Regions from separate parts of the Homo sapiens genome. Here all the other regions are linked to region 2. Evidence: chromatin contacts called from ENCODE Hi-C or POLR2A ChIA-PET data. All regions are on one chromosome and are shown on one strand. Each heading gives the region's core, a stretch centred on a gene start or an enhancer-like site at or near the end of the contact. The rest is flanking DNA. Distances are from core to core; before and after follow the strand shown.

Region 1 (3,871 bases), core at 1,337-3,836, 280 kb before region 2:
ATTATATACATTGCTATGATTTAAATGTCTGTCCCTTCTAAAACTCTTGTTACAACTTAATCGCCAATGTGATAGTATTGAGCGGTAAGGCCTTTAAGAGGTGACTGGGTCATAGATAAATGGATTAATGGGTGTATGGGTTATCATGAGAGTGGAACTGGTGGCTTTATAAGAGGAAGCGAGACCTGAGCTAGCATGGTCAGCCCCCTTGCCATGTGATGCCCTGCAGCACCTCAGGACTCTGCAGTCCCCACCAGCAAGAAGGCCCTCATCAGATGCAGGCCCTTGACAACCTGGACTTCTCAGCCTCCATATAGGTAAGACATAAATTCCTTTTCTTTATAAATTATCCAGTTTCAGGTACTCTGTTATAAGCAACAAAATGGACTAAGACATACATCTTCCTTCTTTATGTCTCACTTTTTAACAGGACCTTACTTTTTTTTTTGAGACAGGGTCTCACTGTCACCCAGGCTGGGGTATAGTGGCACAATCACGGCTCACTGCAGCCTCAACCTCCCAGGCTCAGGTGATCCTCCCATCTCAGCCTCCTCAGTAGCTGGGATTACAGGTGTGCACCACCACACAGCTAATTTTTGTATTTTTTGTAGAGACAAGGTTTCACCATGTTGGCCAGGCTAGTCTCGAACTTCTGGCCTCAAGTGATCCACCCATCTTGGCCTCCCAAAGTGCTGGGATTACAAGTGTGAGCCACCACACCTGGCAATTTTTTAGAAATATGTATGTTGATGGTTTATATCATCTATGAACTTTATTTAATGAGAGTAAGAAGCTGATTATGCGAAGGTCAAAGGTCTCATCACTGCAGGGGGCAGTCTGACTCCTCAATATCACTCTCTGTGTGGCAGGTGGACGGGCAGAGATCACAGCAAAGATGGAGCCAGATTCATCCCTACCAGAAATCCATCCCAACCCAACACGTCCAACTGAAGGCAGGTCAGCAGCATGGTTACAGGCTCCTTGCATCTCTTCTGGCTAACAACATGCTCACTCCTTCCCTGACACTCTCCCACCAACATCCACACAATGGCCCAGACCTATGGGTTCCGGTGAGCTGCTCCCCTCACCAACCCCATGTTCCTCCTGGGCAGCCAGATCCTCACTTCTCTCATCACTCCAAGCACACGCTGCCTGCCCTGTCTTTGCTGGTGCCTGCCACCACCGGGAACGCCACCCACACCCTCTCCCTACCTGTCAACAGCCTATGTGAGGTTCTGCTATATCCACACAGAGAAGTGTCATGAGAGGACAGGGAGAAAGGAGAGAAAAAGAATGAGAAGCTCTTTGCACTGTGACATGCAGCTAGCTACCTCTGAGATATTTGCTCTAAGGCAGGAAGATAGAGAACAAGGTGCAGAATGCCTCTATTTGGGTAAAAAATAGAAAAAAAAGTAAGTTTAGACATATTCTAACTAAACACACACACATGCACATATTATTTCTTGCAGAGGGAACCTGGTAACTGGAGACAAAGTTATAAGCAAAGACTTCTGTCATTTTGGCATGTTTTGAACTTTGAACCACAAGAAGATATAATATATTCCAAAAATTATACATCTAATTAAGTGAAAAAGGTAGAAAGCCATGCTAGCGTGCCTGTGTAAGGAAACTGAACAGACACATACCCTTGTACACGTATACAGTCTCGATGAAAGGATATTCAAAGAATGGATAATTATGGCTGTTTCTTGGAGGGGACTTGAGTTCTGGAGAAAACTGGTGTGAGGGCGACTTATTTCTTACTGAGTGTCCTTTGTACATTTTTAATTTGTATTTCAAAATAATAATGAAACTAGCTAATTTGATACTTGAAAAAAATTAAAATTTTCTAAAATTGTGTGCATTCTTTCAGGCACATCTCAATGCCACTTCTTTCCCAGGCTCTGCAAAAGCACCTGGTGGGGGAAGTCCCATGGAGGAGGGTGGGAGGGTGCCTGGGATTGTGTGATCAGGTATGGGGCCGAGCAGACAGGGCAGAAGAGAGTGCCAGGCTGAGAGGACTGAGGGAACAAGGTGGGGACACCCAAGCAAGGAAACTCCTCTAAGTGCAACAAGGCTGAAAACAGCCACACCAGGGACTGAAGATCTCCTAACTTGTCCAGTTTGAACATGGACAGCTCACTAGGTCAGGAACCTCTTGAACTCTCTCAAGCAGGTGTGTACACAACAGATAATTAAAGGGCTGGGCCAGGAAAGACAAATAGCTATGGTCCAAGGTCACAACCAACCAGTTCCTGTTCCCTCCCTGAAAGGCATTAGAGGAAATGATCAGGGATGAGAGCAGAAGGCCACCCCAGGGCATCCCAGTAGTCAAATGCTATACCTACAAACCCCAGGCACAGGTGTACTATGGACAGCCTGAGACAGGATCTCCCTGCAAACAGGCACATCCTGGGGAAGGTGCACTCCTTAGGGCCCTCCAGGCTGATGCTTCCTCAGGAAGGACATGGGGGCCAGGGGAATGCACTATAATCAAACAGCAGGCCTGAGGCTTCCGTTCTGAAACAAAGCTGAGCTATAGACCACACTGTTCACAGCTGGAAGGTGCCCAGGACAGGAGGCACCAGGTAAGCCACTGCAGCCACAGCAGCTGGTGAGAGCCTAGTCCCAGCACAGCGGTAGAGACATAAGGTCCTTTCCCTTGTCCTGGTCTTCCTGTCCCCTTTCTCAACTTCTTTTCCCGCCTTCTAATGTTCCCTACCTCACGTTGGCATTCCAGGGGCTTTCTAGGACGTGAGTCATAGAAATCAAATCAATTTGGCAGACAAAACACCACATCCACCCCAGCCCTTCCTCCCTATAGTCCTTGAAATAACAGGCCAGAGAGAATAATAAATCCAAAAGCACTGGAAAACAATAAAAAATACCATCAAAAGACCAGAATTATTCAAGAATTGCTAAAACTATGGAGCAATGAGAATCAAATAGATATAAAAAGAAGAGAGAAAAATGCAGACAAAATGTGCAGAACATACCACAGAAGTAGAAAAGATCTGGGGTCATCACAGATTCAGAGTCAGATGAAGCCAGGAGCAAGAACGATACCCAGGCCAATCCCAATGAGAACAATGGGAGCCCCTGGCAGAGGCACTCCCTTCCCCTAACTTGCTTGTGTGAAGGAAGCTTGCTGTGCACTTCCTAGTTAAACTAAGTGTGAATATAAGGGTTAGAGCAAGAGAAAAGCAAATGAGACGGCCACCAAAGCCCCCGTCCCAGTCCTAGGCTACATGCCAGCCTCCCACCTCACCAAGCAGGACCTTCTGCCTCTTCCCCACCATCACTAGAATGAGGGCCTGGAATCCAAATCAGCCCCATGGAAATCAACCAACAGGTATACGGGATTCTCAAGCACCAACGTGACAGACAACCAAGAGTCGCTCAACACATGAAGGAAAACAATTCAAAGAGAGGCAGCAACTCACACAGAAACAGCGATACCTAAGGACAGAATGATCAGAGTTAAGAGAACAAGTATTCACAGCTAGACTTCAACCTAAAAGCCTAGCCCCTGAAACTTCTAGGAAAACACCATAAGAGAAAACATTCTGTAGGCTTAGAATAGGCAAATATTTTTAGGATACAAAAAACACAAACCATAAAAGAAAAAAAATATTATCTGGACACCACTATTAAAATACCTGTACACTATAAAGGAAATAAACATGAAAGACTGGAAGGATATATCTTCAGTATAAATCATATACAAAACACAACTCAATAAGAGATCAAATAACCCAATAAAAATGGGTATAACTGTCACTAAAGACCAATACTGTATGATTCCATTTATATGAAATATTCAAGCAAATCTATAGAGATGGAACCTTCATCTGTAGTCATCAGGAGCTGG
Region 2 (4,252 bases), core at 1,425-3,924:
AGCAGAGGGCAGAGTGAAGCGAGGCAAGGCTGGGAGCAGGAGCACCAGCGATGAGGCTGTTATCAGTCACCCAGGCACAGGATGGTGGCTCGGAAACAAAAATGAAAGATGAACTGGAAAAGTGAGGAGGAGAAAGAATCAGCAACACCTGGAGGCTGACTACATGAAAAGAGAAAGATGTGCCAAAAATGATCCTTGCGGCTGAGAGCCTGGGGGAATTGAAAGACTGGGCTGCCCCGATAGTTAAGGAGAAACCAGAAAGCGTGAGAATCATGGCCCAGTTGAGGGCCCGTGGTCCAGGAATCAGAACGACTCCATGAATGAGAATCCAGACATGGCTCGATTCCTAAGGTTCCTCAAAATCATTTCAAGCAGCTTACTGAACAAAGACCACTAGGAAAGTTATACTATTTCCTATACGATACACTAGGCGGCAGGTTTGCAGGGACTGGAGAAAACTAGCTATATTAAATTGGGATATCCTAGTGATCTCCAGGGAACCTAAGACTGGAAAATGAGTAACAAATTGGGGCTAGGGCTAAATATTTGGTAGTCATTTGTAGATTTTAAGAAATATTAAAAAGTGAACTTTCTAAGGAAGCACTAGAGCAAGAACAGAGAAAATTAAACATTAAGTAATGTTCTACCTCCTGTTTACCAGGCACTGTACTAGGAGTTTTTTGTTTTTTTGTTTTTTTTTTTTTTTTTTTAACGATTAGAATGTAGACCTTTCTAGAGTTTTGTAGACTGGTGAAGACAAGGTTGAGTATGAACAAGAATCTCTGAAACACAGAAAATGAAAGAATTTTGCCTAGAGAGTTTCTTGGGATTGAGGATTAGGAGGAAAGAGGAAATCAAGTTGGGAAAGATCAGTAGCGTTCAAAGAATGAGAAGGTACTCAACAATTTCAAAAGGGAAGAACTGGGACCTCCCAGTTTGATCAGAAAGCAATAGTGGGGGAAGTGTTTCAATCACATTTTGAAAAAGCTTTTTTTTTTTTTTTTTTTGAGAGAGAGAGTCTCGCTCTGTCACCCAGGCTGGAGTGGAGTGGCGTGATCTCGGCTCCCTGCAACCTCCTCCTCCACCTCCCAGGTTCAAGCAATTCATCTGCCTCAGCCTCCCAAATAGCTGGGATTACAGGCGCCCGCCACCACGCCCAGCTAATTTTTGCATTTTTAGTAGAGACGGGGTTTTGCCATGTTGGTCAGGCTGGTCTCAAACTCCTGACCTCAAGCAATCCACCCGCCTCAGCCTCCCAAAGTGCTGGGATTACAGGCATGAGCCACCGCGCCTGGCCCTAAAAAGCTTTTCAAAGGGAAAGACGGAAGTTGTCTTCAAATATATTGAGTTAGCCCTTCAATGTAAATAAGGAAAAAACTGTATATTTTATATATTTTATATATATATACACACACATAAATATACATACACACACACACACGTATCTCAAGAGAAAATATACATTTGTGTTGCTTTTTCCTAGAACCAATGGAAGAAATCATGAGATCCCCAGTGAATAGGATAAAGACCGTTCTAACCATGGGAGCTCTCCAACAATGGAATGGCTTCCCCGGGAGAGCATGCTCTGGTCCTTGAAAGGGGACAGTTTCCGCGGACAGGTTAGTGGCCAGCTGGTAGAGACAACACAAAGGAATTCACACACGAGAGAGGGAGGAAGCCGACTGAGCTCTAAACTCAGTTCAAAGCTGGATTCCAGATGATGGAAGGAAGAGTTGCTGGAAAATAATGTGGTTTTCCATAGGTGGACTGTCCATTCGGAGAATCTGTTCAACATTGGTAGTAGAGGGATGACAGCTGTGAGAGGTGAAGGGGGTGACTGAAGGTCTCTCCTCCCTCCACTGACTCAATTCAGAGGTCTGGAGACATAAAGACTGAAGAAAAAGGTGGACAGAAGCTAATTTAAGGGAGTGAGATTTCGAGTGAAGTTAAGGACCCACGTCTTCTGAGACTTTAGCACAGGCTGAGTCAGGGATTTTGAGGCTGAACTGTCTCAGTGGACGATCTCCAGGTCCTCTGCATCTTCCAGTATAAGGGACTGGGAGGTTACCAGCGGAAATAGGAGGCCAGGGGAGGGAACCGAGGACTTACACAGAGGGGAAACAGAGAGAGAATAACTAGCCAGGAGGACATCTAAACAAACGGATATAAAGTGAGACTGAAATAAAGAGCGTGCAGCACTTTCCTTCAAACAAGTGCAGCAGGCAGTGTCTGGGACTTTGTCTCCCCCTGCTGAGCCAAGAGGTATGAATGGTCCGCCACGGGGAAAGGGTTTTCACAGGCCAAGAACTGCTTCTTTGGGAAGGAAAACATAACCAACGGTATAAAAATCTCCTTCTCTCTCACAACCACCACGACCCTGAAGCATTAAAGAAGCTGGTAGACAGTGACATGGCTGTGCCAAGACCAGATGCGTGTGGAAGGGGACAGCAAAGGGGACAGCACTGGGCACCCCATGGCCACTCTTGCCAAGATTTCTCTGAAAGCTTCTTCCCTTCACCACCAATCCAACCCCTTTATCCAGAGGCTGTGCCAATGGCCTCTCACGGATTGCAGAGCCTGGGGCTGGGAGGGTGGGGGCAGGAAGTTAGGGATCCTCCCTCAGGTCATGACACAGGCTTGCTTCTCAAAAGATCTGTTGGTCAGGCGCCGTGGTTCACGCCTATAATCTCAGCACTTTGGGAGGCTTAGGCAGGTGGATCACCTGCGGTCAGGAGTTTGAGACCAGCCTGGGCAACATGGTGAAACCCTGTTTTCTACTAAAAATACAAAAGTTAGCCGGGCATGGTGGCAGATGCCTGTAATCCCAGCTACTCTGGAGGCTGAGGCACAAGAATCGCTTGAACCCAGGAGGCAGAGGCTGCACTGAGCTGAGATTGCACCACTGCACCCCAGCCTGGGCAACGGAGCGAGATTCTGTCTCAAAAAAAAAAAAAATCTGTTAAGGAGGATTATGAGGCTCTACACTCTCTCCAAGAGCTTGTTCACAGAATAATCTCTTTTCGGAACCTGAGTAGAACCAATAAAAGTAAAACCCACTGGGGCGTGTGGGGAAGGAGCGCTCTCTGCCACCAGTACTTTGGTCACGACTGTTGCCCCTCGCAGCCCCGCCTTCCTGGCTCCAGAATGGTTGCTCTTTATTTTATAACCCTATTAACATCTTCATTCGTCATTCTAGGACACAGAGGCCAGTTACGTCTGCTATTTGTTAGGTACTATTTTTTAATGGAAATCAACTGCAGTGCTGTTAGGTTCCTGAGGCTTTCCATGGTGAGCCTAAGAAAACAAGCAAAATGCTAAATAAATAAACAAATGCACACACACAAAAAATATCTAGGAGTGTGGTACCCTAATGTCACTCTGTAGGGTGTGATAATAACTACTAAACAAGGTAAAGGCCTTTGAAGTCCTCAGATGAAAGGTTTTACCTAAATACAATTATCCCATTAAATCCAAAAGAACATTCCTGTCCAACAGGGTAGCCCTTTTATCTGTGTTTCTCTGCCAATGAATTTCTGAGATGACAGCTTCCTGTGCCACAGTGATAAAGGGGATTGAAAACAGTTTCAAACAATTTTGCTACTTTTTATTTAATTCCTGAAAGGACAAAAAGAAAAAAAAATTCCTTAAACAGAGGGCAAGAACAAGCAGTAAAAAGCTGACCAATGGCATTTTAGAAGCAACAATCTCATTCAAGGTTAATTCAACATTTGTTAGAAAGAGGGGTGCCCGAGCAGGGACCCAAGGCAGACCTGGGTCAGCCGGGCACGTGAAACAGTCACACCTCCGCTGACTGTGCAGACACAGAATTGGGGGAGAAACACCAAGGCAGCAGTTTATCAAGTGGATGGTGCAACTCTTAGACTCAAACAGAAGATGAGGGAAAAAGAGTAAAGAGGTGCTGTTTAGAAAGGCAAACCTAGGCCGGGTGCGGAGGCTCACACTTGTAATCCCAACACTTTGGGAGGCCAAGGTGGGTGGATCACCTGAGGTCAGGAGTTCAAGACCAGCCTGGGCAACATGGTGAAACCCCATCTCTACTAAAAATACAAAATTAGCTAGGCATGGTGGCAGGCACCTCCCAGCTACACGGGAGGCTGAGGCAGGAGAATCGCTTGAACTCAGGAGGTGGAGGTTGCAGTGAGCTGAGATCGCACCACTGCACTCCAGCCTGGGCGACAAGAGCAAAACTCCATCTCAAAAAAAATAAAAAGGTAAATCTAGTACAGAAGGC
Region 3 (4,285 bases), core at 240-2,739, 500 kb before region 2:
TAATTGGTTTGTTGAGGAGCCGGAAGACAGGGCCCCAATCCCTTCCAGCTTGTAGGTTTTCTGCTGAGAAATCTGCTGTTCATCTGATTGGTTTTCCTTTACAGGTTACCTGGTTCTTCTGTCTCACAGCTCTTAAGATTCTTTCCTTTGTCTCAACTCTGGATAACCTGATGACAATGTGCTGAGGCAAAGATCTTTTTACAATGAATTTCCCATGTGTTCTTTGTACTTCTTGTATTTGGATGTCTAGGTCTCTAGATGGCTGCAGAAGTTTTCCTTGATTCTTCCCCCAAATATGTTTTCCAAGCTTTTAGAATTCTCTTCTTCCTCAGGAACACCAATTATTCTTAGGTTTGGTCATTTAACATAATCCCAGACTTCTTGGAGGCTTTGTTCATATTTTCTTATTCTTTTTTCTTTGTCTTTGTTGAATTGGGTTAATTTGAAGACCTTGTCTTTGAGCTCTGATTTTCTTTCTTCTACTTGTTCAATTCTATTGCTGAGACTTTCCAGAGCATTTCACATTTCTAAAAGTGTGTCCAAAGTTTCCTGAATTTTCAATTATTTTTTCTTTAAGCTATTTCATTGAATATTTCTCCCATTCAATATTGGGGGATTGTGTTGGGAGAGGAGGGTCTCCCTTTCCCACTTCCGCAAATGGGGCACTCACAGTATTTGGAGTGTCTTCTGGGTCCTGCAGGAGCAGTCTGGTTCCTTCAGAGAGTCTGTGGGTCCTTTTGGGATTGCTGGTTTTTTCTTGCAGTTGATCTGGAGCTAAAATTCACCATGGAAGCCTCCAGATGCTGCTCTGTCTGAAGCTGCAATCTAGTCCTGCCACCCAGCCACTATGATCCCCTCCATCTCTCTGTCCACTTTAGTCAGATAAGCTCAAAGCTAGAACAAAGGACCCATATATGAGCCTACGGATCTGCCTTCAAACACTTGAGAAGCCCTCCAACTCACCATGAGAACACTGACCCCAATCGGGATCTTTGCTTTGCTCCAACAGCCAGACACTCAGACAGGTCCTCAGACCCAGCAACTAATGGACTTGGTGGGATGGTTGTCCTCAAAGCAGCCAGCATTTTGATCAGGCTGGCGTCTGGTCCTGTATTTTTCTGGGATATTCAGAATCTCTTGACATGTATCTTCACTTAATTGTGAATTTAAAAAATTATAGATGGATGTAGATATAGATATAGATATAGACATAGAGATAGATATAGATAGACATTTTGGAGAAGAGTCTCTCTTTGAAGACTTCCTCTCAGAGTACAAGTCCGTGGTTACAACCATTTTGTTTCTCAGCAAACATGGGGAAGTTTGCTTTTCTTCTCTGAGGAAGTTAATATAAATGTTTATTGACAGTGCAGTCATCAAGGAATAAAGTTGCTGATTCATTCCTTTACACTGAAACCCTTTGTTGTGCCCTCCTCTTCCTTCCTCTTTATAGGGAGACACTCTGAGAAAGAGCACATTGTGGGGGCCCACTCCATGTGATGTTTGCTTGGTTGCCTGTTCCCTTTTCTACCTGCAGAGCACGGTTCCCATAAGGGCGGCGAGATCAGCCTCCTGTCTCATCTGGAAGACCACCACTCTGGGGTCTCAGAGGAATGATGGAAGCCTTGGGGTTTCTAAAATTGGAAGTGAATGGCCCCATGGTGACGGTGGCCCTGTCAGTGGCTCTCTTGGCCCTCCTGAAATGGTAAGTGCAGCCAGCCCTAGGGACTGTGACAGCGTCAGCCGTCTCACCCTGGAGCCTTGCTGGTGCCATGGCGGGGTATGTGGGAGTGTGTTTTTCTTCTTTTCTAATCTAGCGGGAGTGAGTATTAACACAGCTTCAGAATTAAAAGCAAACAGCCAGGTTAATCTTTTGCTAAAATGCATGAGATTGAAGTGTCAGGAAAGGCTGGTGATTCAGTGACTGAGAACGCTACACATAATTAAGTTTGAAAGAGATGGAAAAAGAAACAAATTGGAAAGGCATTAGGTTTGGGTAGAAGCATTTCCTTGAACCCCGTCATATCTCCTCACCTCATTTTTCTAAAATCCTCTGTCCTTGTTGGATTTACAGTGAATTCAGCCTCTTGGTTCATATTACATTCAAAACAAAACAAGACGTAGGAGCTGTTTGGCAAATGTGGGCCTCTTTGCAGGAAGTCATTGAGGGGGATTTCTGTAGGGTTAAGGACAAAGTGGTAGATCTAATTTCTCATAGTTGATAGAGGGAGATGGATTCTGATGAACATAGTGTGTGCAGCTCCTACAAAATTTGAGACCCTGAAAGGATCTCAAACTTGAACTCCGAGTTGCTCCCCTGTGGTTTTGTTAATTCAACAGCAAATTTTCCTAAGGCTGACTCTGGTGTCTGTAGGTCGAAGGCCTCATAATATGCTACATTTATGCATATTCGCCCTGTCAGTTAAACTTATTAGAGTTACCCATTCAATCAAAAGCACCTGGATTTAGATGGCTCTGGCTTTTGAGGGCAAAGTGAGTGGAAAAAATAATGGAGGACTGGAGTCCGAACAGAATTTTAATTTATGTTTTCAGTAGTAATAAAGCCTTCTCTAGATTAATAACTGGGAAAGCACTTTGAAAAGCATCAAGCATTATGCAAATGTGAGGTATTATTCTTTTGGAATTTGCATAGCTGAGAGTGGAATTCACGTTTGATGTTCTATGATGATGAAATTACTTCTTGGAAATTGGCTCTGAAACCCAGCCTCAGTCCCAGTGCTGTTTTTCTTTTTAACTGGTTTAATTTTTTTTTTGAACTTTTTTATCTCATTGTAGCTTACCTTGGATTGAAACTGGCCACATGTAAAACCAAGAGCAAATGGTAGCTCCTTCCCTACCCCCAGCCCCCAATAATCCATCTCAATGTGTTTTTATGCTCCGGGAAGCCCGAAGCACAGTGTCTGACATGCAGAAAGTGCTTAGTCGATGTCAGCCACTATAATTAACCATCTATCATCTATGTAACCTAAAAGAAAATAAGTCTTTAGTGGTTTAGGTTTATTTTTAATTTCTTACTAATGTGCTTATTCATATTAATCTCATCAATAGCTATGCTCTGACTGTGGTTCTCAAAGCGGACACTTTTTTACACTTTTGTTTCAGTCTTTGTTGTGTCTGAGCCTCCAGCTCAGTGCCTGCCATGTAGGAACACCACACCATTCAGCAGGGCAGCTATGTGTTTGCTGTCTATTCTTGGGCCATATTAATAACCTGGTTCAAAGATGCAGAGATTAAGATAAATGTACCAAGCAGAAGTGGTAAACAGGAAGTGAGAGCTGACTTCTATTTGTTATTGCAAAAATATTTATTAACCTGTTAATGTGTGCCCAGTCTGGAGGAGGCCCTGGTACAAGGTCAGGAAGCAGGAGATCTGGAGAAGGTGCCCAAGGCAGGGGAGACACAGAGGTTCTGGGGGTGAGCTGGATGTCTAGAGAGGATACTGCAGGAGGAGCAGAGGCAGCAGGAGAGAGGTCACGGCCCTGGCTCTGGTGCTTTTGGGTCCATCCCTTGATTCAGTGCAAGGGGAACCACCCTTGGGCTTTCAACCCTTCTGTTCCGGGTGAGACTCTAGTCAGCCACTAAGCAACAGCCACCAGCTTGAATGAGGCAAGGCCCCCTTCCTGCTTCATTGTCTTGAAAGGATATGTGTGGAAGAGACAGGGGTGCTTTTCCTCCAGTGAGAGGATTCACAGGCAAGGAAAGATGGAGGTGTAGAGACACTTGCAGGAGAAACTGGCAGGGGGAGTGGATTAAACATTGCAGCACATTAGTCTTTGCTTTAAGTGTTACATGTGCCATCCAGCCAGGTGAGATGGCAGCAGAGAACCTAAACCCTGAGAAGGTGAAATCAAATGGGCTGGGCGCGGTGGCTCATGCCTATAATCCCAGCACTTTGGGAGGCCAAGGCAGACAGATCACTTGAGGTCAGAAGTTCGAGACCAGCCTGGCCAACATGGTGAAACTCCATCTCTACTAAAAATACAAAAATTAGCTGGGCATGGCAGCAGGTGTCTGTAATCCCAGCTACTTGGGAGGCTGAGGCAGGAGAATCGCTTCAACCTGGGAGGCACAGGCTGCAGTGATCTGAGATCATGCCACTTCCCTCCAGCCTGGGTGACAAAGAAAGACTCTGTTTCAAACAAAACAAAACAAAACAAAACAGAAGGATGGGAGGATGGAGGGAATCATGGTGGACAGGAGGCAGGACTAGACTGCAGCTCCAGACAAAGCAGCATCTGGAAGCTTCCATGGTGAATTTTAGCTC

What was found. A loop is a pair of places that touch in the nucleus more often than their neighbours do. ChIA-PET counts read pairs that join two places held with the same protein, here RNA polymerase II (POLR2A). Pooled maps may share reads with other maps.
Region 1: a pooled map shows a loop between it and region 2 (2.4-fold over the local background). The contact joins two enhancer-like sites. A Hi-C loop is called at or near these places in 3 of 168 maps with a recorded cell type or tissue (CD8-positive, alpha-beta T cell, colonic mucosa and esophagus squamous epithelium), 3 of 37 single-sample maps with no recorded cell type and 4 of 50 pooled maps. POLR2A ChIA-PET finds 5 or more read pairs at or near these places in 1 of 52 experiments (activated CD4-positive, alpha-beta memory T cell).
Region 3: a loop to region 2 is called in a pooled map, with 2.2 times the contacts of the local background. The contact joins the promoter of TBXAS1 here to the enhancer-like site in region 2. A Hi-C loop is called at or near these places in 1 of 50 pooled maps. POLR2A ChIA-PET finds 5 or more read pairs at or near these places in 2 of 52 experiments (H1 and activated B cell).

Annotation. Positions count from the first base shown.
Region 1 is chr7:140,047,190-140,051,060 of GRCh38, forward strand. All of the region lies in intron 4 of PARP12 (poly(ADP-ribose) polymerase family member 12), which reads right to left. Among named protein-coding and RNA genes, the nearest start is that of PARP12, 14 kb to the right of the region's middle. Within about 2 kb of position 2,587, at least 5 of the 41 ENCODE cell types and tissues checked have a DNase peak (open chromatin) inside an H3K27ac peak, as active enhancers do.
Region 2 is chr7:140,324,203-140,328,454 of GRCh38, forward strand. No RefSeq gene overlaps it. Among named protein-coding and RNA genes, the nearest start is that of SLC37A3, 72 kb to the right of the region's middle. Within about 2 kb of position 2,675, at least 5 of the 41 ENCODE cell types and tissues checked have a DNase peak (open chromatin) inside an H3K27ac peak, as active enhancers do.
Region 3 is chr7:139,827,775-139,832,059 of GRCh38, forward strand. TBXAS1 (thromboxane A synthase 1) reads left to right here and starts at 1,490. Exons shown (of 13, transcript NM_001061.7): 1 at 1,490-1,705. The coding sequence starts at 1,617. RefSeq lists an enhancer at 1,163-2,362.